Linked DNA regions of Homo sapiens: region 2 is linked to region 1. A link is an interaction called in ENCODE POLR2A ChIA-PET data of the cell type or tissue named here. Cell type or tissue: OCI-LY7. All regions are shown on one strand. Each heading gives the region's core, and the rest is flanking DNA. Links, peaks and the distances in the headings are about the cores only. Region 1 overlaps ZNF423 (zinc finger protein 423). Region 2 overlaps ZNF423 (zinc finger protein 423).

Region 1 (2,804 bases), core at 281-2,780:
ATATTCCACAAACCAAAAATCAGGACAAACAGCCAAGAGCTGGGATGGAGTACTTGAAATCAGGACTGTACTGGAAAATCTAGGTCACACGGTCACTAATTATACAGAACACATATGTTCAGGTCCCCAAACTAACCCAGTGCTTTTAGGATTTGCAAATGATATAAGGAAACTTTGATCGTGTCCATTTTTACTTTCTTCCAAATTTTGGTTAAAAGGAAAACTTTCCTGCATCCTCAAAATTTCTAGAAAATTAAGTCCTACAGACTAAGAACTGTTCTGGCGGATATTCTGAGGGGGCCTCCTCAGAAAACATGGCCCATCAACCCCCAAGAATGGCCCCCAGCCCCTCATGGCCCAGCCCCCTTGCTGACAGACCCCCAGGCTGCAGGGCAGAAGCTTGTAAGGATGGACCTAATTTGCTGTGATAAATTGTGTGCACGCACCAGTGATCAAAACTGCAGCTGAGACCGATTACACTTTATGATTGTGACGGTTCTTGGGAAACACGTAGGTGTACATCCTTGCCAGTCCAGAGAGGGGGTCCAACCTGGCACCCAGCAAAGGGTGATCCCGTCACCCAGAAAGGCAGGGCTCCATGGGCTGCCCACTCTTTGGAAGCTGGTCCCACTGATGAGGCTGAAGAATGCTGTGGCCTGGCCTCAAATGCCTCGTCTGCCCTCTCATACATACCCAGCCTCCAACCAAACAGTGGGCACATTGTCACTGCCCAGATACCTGCCCCACAATGATCAAGTGGGTCTGCCCTGTGCCCCCCACTTCTATCACCAGGCAGAAGTCACTGGTTTTCATAATGCAAACCAAGAATTATCTATATCGCCAGTCTGTCCCATCCCACTCATCTCACCAGAGGGGTGTGTGCTTTCGTGTGTGTGTGTATGTGTGTGTAGGTATATGCACAGTTTTAAAGTAAGGAGAGGGATAGGTAAGAGTGAAGTGTGAAATTAAGAGCACACGAAGAAGGCATCCGAAAAGCTGTGTGGTTCTTGACACGTACCTCACACTCAATACTGGAGGGTGATGATGGTGAAAGAACGTGTAGCTGGATGGATAGGGAGATGGATGGTAGATGATGGATGGATGGATAAATGATGGATAGGTGGGTAGATGGGTATGGGGGAATGGATGGTAGACGGATGATGGACAGATGGATGGATGGGTAGATGGAGGAATAGGTAGGTGGAAGATGGATAGTGGATGAATTGGTGAGTGGGTGGATGGGTGGATAGATAGGTGGGTAGGTGGAGGAGTGGGTGGATGACAGATTGATGGGTAGATGAATGAATAGATGGATGGATGGATAGATGAAATGGTGTGTAGGTGATGGACAGATGTATGGATGGATGGAAAGGTGGGTGGATAGATAGGTGGGTAGGTGGAGGAGTGGGTGGATGACAGATTGATGGGTAGATGAATGAATAGATGGATGGATGGATAGATGAAATGGTGTGTAGGTGATGGACAGATGTATGGATGGATGGAAAGGTGGGTGGATAGATAGATGGAAGGATCAGTGGACAGATTGGTGAGTGGATGGATAGGTGGAGAGATGGGTAGGTGGACGAATGGGTAGGTGATAGATTGATAGACAGATGGATTGATGGATGAGTGGATGGGTGGCTGGAGGATGGATGAGAGGATGGATGCATGGATGGATGGATGGGTGGATGGATTGGTGAGTGGATGGATGAGTAGATGGATTGGTGAGTGGATGGATGAGTAGATGGATTGGTGGGTGGATGGATAAATGTGTAGATGAATGGATGAATGGTGGGAGGAAGAGGAGTGCATGAATAAATAACTGGGTAGGACGGTAAACGTTGATGAGTTGATGAGAAGACAATGGGCTTTGGAGATCAAATCTTGCCTTGGCTAATTACTGTCTTTCTGACCCTAGCCAAGTCACTCGCTTCTCTAAGCACTCCTTCACTCACCTGAAAAGTAAGACTAATAATATCTACCTCATTGCCTTGTTAGAAGCTTCAAGTTAGATAACATATGTAAAAGGTTTTATAACATGTAAAATGCTGTATGGACACTTAATAGGGTCATAACTAATACTAACCACAGGGCTTTGTCATCTCTGTCAACTAAAAAACATGGATGATCCCACATTTTTTTTTTGGTAGATACGGGGTCTCATTATGTTGTCCAGCCTGGTCTCAAACTCTTGACCTCAAGCCATTCTCCTGCCTCAGCCTCCCAAAGCACTGGGATTACAGGTGTGAGCCACCACGCCTGGCCAATACCACATTTTTGATGTGGCAGCTTCTGAGGCAAAGATGAGGAAACAAAGATGGCGCCACAGGTCAGGGCTGCAGCTGTCTAGACTATACCTCCAGGTGTGGCCTCAGCTGGGAAACTGGTCACTGTGCAGGAAGCAGAGAGCCTCACTTGCCTCCTCCGCTCAAACACTCAAACCCAAATGAGTAGAACACATTCCACAACTCCCACCACAAGCCCCACTTCTCTCTGCCAGTATCCTACTTTAATGCCCAGGTCCCAAGCCTGTATTCAAGTCTACAAAATGGTGAGAGTCAAGAGCATTTCTAGTGGCCCCTAGAATGTTGCAGAGGCAGCAATGGTTGCAGAGGCACCAATGAGATAATAATTGCAAACTGTGAAGTGTTTCAACGGGGTTACAAACTCACAGTGCAAGTTGGTAATAAGCCAGGTAAGGAAGGCCAGTTGTGGGCTGTGTTGAACCAGGAAGCACATCCCAGTATCCAAAGGGGTCACACAGAAATGTCGGCCAGGGGCTGCCAGGCCTGATTTATAGAAAA
Region 2 (2,804 bases), core at 192-2,691, 69 kb after region 1:
TGAATGACCTTAGACAAGCCCCTTCCCCTCTCTGGGCTTCTCTTTGCTATCCAGTTCAATGAAGGAATAGGACTAGATCAGGGATGCGTACATGTGGTGAGCCTGCTGATCATCCCCACGCCTTCATCCATACCTCACAGCAAGCCGTACCAATCTCTAAGGAATCACTGCACGGCTGAGCCCCATTTGCCAGGTGATCTTTAAGGAAAGTGGTTCTCAAACTTTAGTGAATCAGAATCAGCTGGAGAGTCTTTTAAAACAAAGATTACAGGCTGGGTGCAATGGTTCACACCTGTAATCCCAGCTCTTTGGGAGGCTGAGGCGGGAGGACTGCTTGAGGTCAGGAGTTCAAGACCAGCCTGGGCCACATAGTGGGACCCGCTGTCTACACAAAATTTTAAAAATTAGCCATGCATGGTGGTACATGCCTGTGGTCCCAGCTAATCAGGAAGCTGAGGCACGAGGATCACTTGAGCCAGGAGTTTGAGGCTGCAGTGAGCTATGATAGCACCACAGCACTCCAGTGACAGAGCAAGATCCTGTCTCTAAAAAGACAAAACACTGATTGCCAGTCCTCACCCAGAGTTTCTGATTCAGCAGTTGTATGTGGGGCTGGGAATTTGCATTTCTAGCAAGCTCTCAGGTGATGCTGCTGCTGATGCTGATGCTGCTGGTCCTTGGACTCTACTTGGAGAACCACTGATCTAGTGACCCCTGCTCTGAGAGTCTTGGTGAAACCTAGTAGGTATCCCCATGTGGGGGACAGCTTGCCATACCTAAGACTGGAAGCCTGCTGGAGCCACTGTTGCCTCCTGTCATTCAAAGGCATCCTTGAACCCAATGACAGGGGCACTCTCCGCCTACAGCCAGCTGCACTCCAGGTCGTGCATCCCACCTCGCCCTGCCCTGCTCCCTCCTGCTTTCCCTCTCTCCTGGAGCCTGGGAGAGCACCAGGCCTTCTGCTGCCTGTGTGCTGCCTGCCCCTGCTGCCCTCAGAACAGCTGTGGGCTTAATTATCAAAATAACATTTTAATAGTCTCATAACTGAACTCCCTTCAAAACATGCCAGCGGAGGAGGTGGGAAGGATTCTTTTTAGCACCTCTTCCCACCCGACTTGCTAATCGGAGGCATTTAAACTGCTAGAAGGCCCAGATGCCCGGCCCTGCCCATGGAGCCCCTCCTGCCACCACCAAGGATGCAGCTTCCACAGGCGGATCGAGGGGTCGGGCCCATACCAGACTGCCAGCCGGAACCAGGAGTCATTGCAGGAGCCACACTGCACCTTCGTAATGAGAAGAAAGTGGCTCATTCACGCGAACCCAGGCATCACTCAGGAAAGTGGATATGCTAAGAGAACTTAGGCAATTCATTTGCGATCACCAGGGGTTTCACTTGCTTTCAACACATTTTTTTTAGATTTAAAAAAAACTGCTATCACCAGCATTAACTCTGGCTCCCCGTCTCCCTGCCATTTCATGTAATAATTCCACGGGGAGTCCTGGCGGGTATTTAGCTCCTAATTTAAGCTCCACTAAACAAGCCCAACGCAAAACTAGCTTCTCAGATCAGCAGTTTCCCCTCCTACTTGCCGCAGCCCCTTCACTCTCTAGGTTCTTCAGGCCTCTAACATCACATCCGGCCAGCATTCACAACACCCGGGCTGTGAGCTAAGTGCAGAGCATGTGTTAGGAGTGGCTGCCCCAGTCCTCGTTCAGCAGCACAGGGAGATAGGCCCGACTGTGCCTAGGAGGAAATGAAACCAGGACAGGCCACATCCCCAAGCTGTATGGCTAGCAGTGGGTGGGGCTTCGACAGAGGCCAGGCTGGAGGGCACCGTGCTACCTCCGGCAGCATTTGCCCTGGGTGTCCCGACTTCCAAGCCAGCCCTTCTCAAACTTGACTGAGCATGCAAATCACCTGGAGCTCTTTTAAAAACACGGATTCTTGTTTGGCAGGACCAGGTGAGGCCTGGCCTTTGGTACTTCTCGCACACTCTGAGACACTGCAGATGGTGTAGGTCACTGGCCCACACTTGGAGGAGCCTGAAGGAGGCACGGGCTGCCCTCCAGGGTGGTTAGATCAGAGACTGAGTGCAGGCTGGGAGAAGCAAAGGCCAAACTCTGTCTTAGGGTGGGGTCCTTTTTCTCCCCTGGCTCTCTCCTGATCACCCCAGATAGTGCTCCTGACTCCTGGGAGAGACAGAGGGGCAGGGCTATTTCAAAGGTCAGTGTTCTCATCTTACCCTGTTCATCCCGTTTCTCAAACTCCATACCCAGACATGGAACCAGAAGTTTCCTTTGCTCTCTGGAGGAAATTGCCAGAACCAGACAAATCCCTTTGGCCCTCATCATATTTCCTGCTGCCCGCATTGACCACTTACTGTATACCAAGATAGACACTGGGAACACTGGGAACAGCAACCGTGGCTGTGGTCCCTGTGCTCAGGCAGCTGACTGGGGTGCCTGGCCAGCTGCTGTCCAAGGGAGCTCATGGTGCCAGGTGAACTCGTGGTGGGGGCAGGGGCAGAGGCAGGGGTGCAGGCAAGAGCAGTAGCTGGGCTGGGCACTGCCAGGTGCCCTGAACCTTGACAGAGTCAAGTCTATTGAGTGTTAGCCCCAATGCAACTACATTCACTACCAATAAAAACGGAGGCCACCATGCCACTCGTGGACACTACCTGGAGGCAGGCACTCTTTCACAGACTTGTAGACTCAGGCCACTGCAGTCCGTAGCTCAAGGCCAACCCTTAGCAAATTGGCCCCTACCCATCAGAAAACTGGTCCTGTTGGAAAACCCCCAGAGC

The links. ChIA-PET counts read pairs that join two places held together with the same protein. Peaks named below come from ENCODE experiments on the same cell type or tissue, not always from the same donor. Only the 100,000 strongest peaks of a DNase experiment are listed, where the experiment ranks them.
Region 2: POLR2A ChIA-PET joins it to region 1 with 5 read pairs; 2 of 35 experiments call an interaction of 5 or more read pairs at or near these places.

The regions. Positions count from the first base shown.
Region 1 is chr16:49,505,169-49,507,972 of GRCh38, forward strand. The region is part of intron 7 of ZNF423 (zinc finger protein 423); the gene reads right to left. Among named protein-coding and RNA genes, the nearest start is that of LINC02179, 40 kb to the left of the region's middle. In OCI-LY7, for the core only: no CTCF peak of the experiment used is centred there; no DNase peak of the experiment used is centred there.
Region 2 is chr16:49,573,832-49,576,635 of GRCh38, forward strand. The region is part of intron 5 of ZNF423 (zinc finger protein 423); the gene reads right to left. Among named protein-coding and RNA genes, the nearest start is that of LINC02179, 110 kb to the left of the region's middle. In OCI-LY7, for the core only: no CTCF peak of the experiment used is centred there; a DNase peak (open chromatin) is centred at 1,690; H3K27ac peaks cover 922 bases.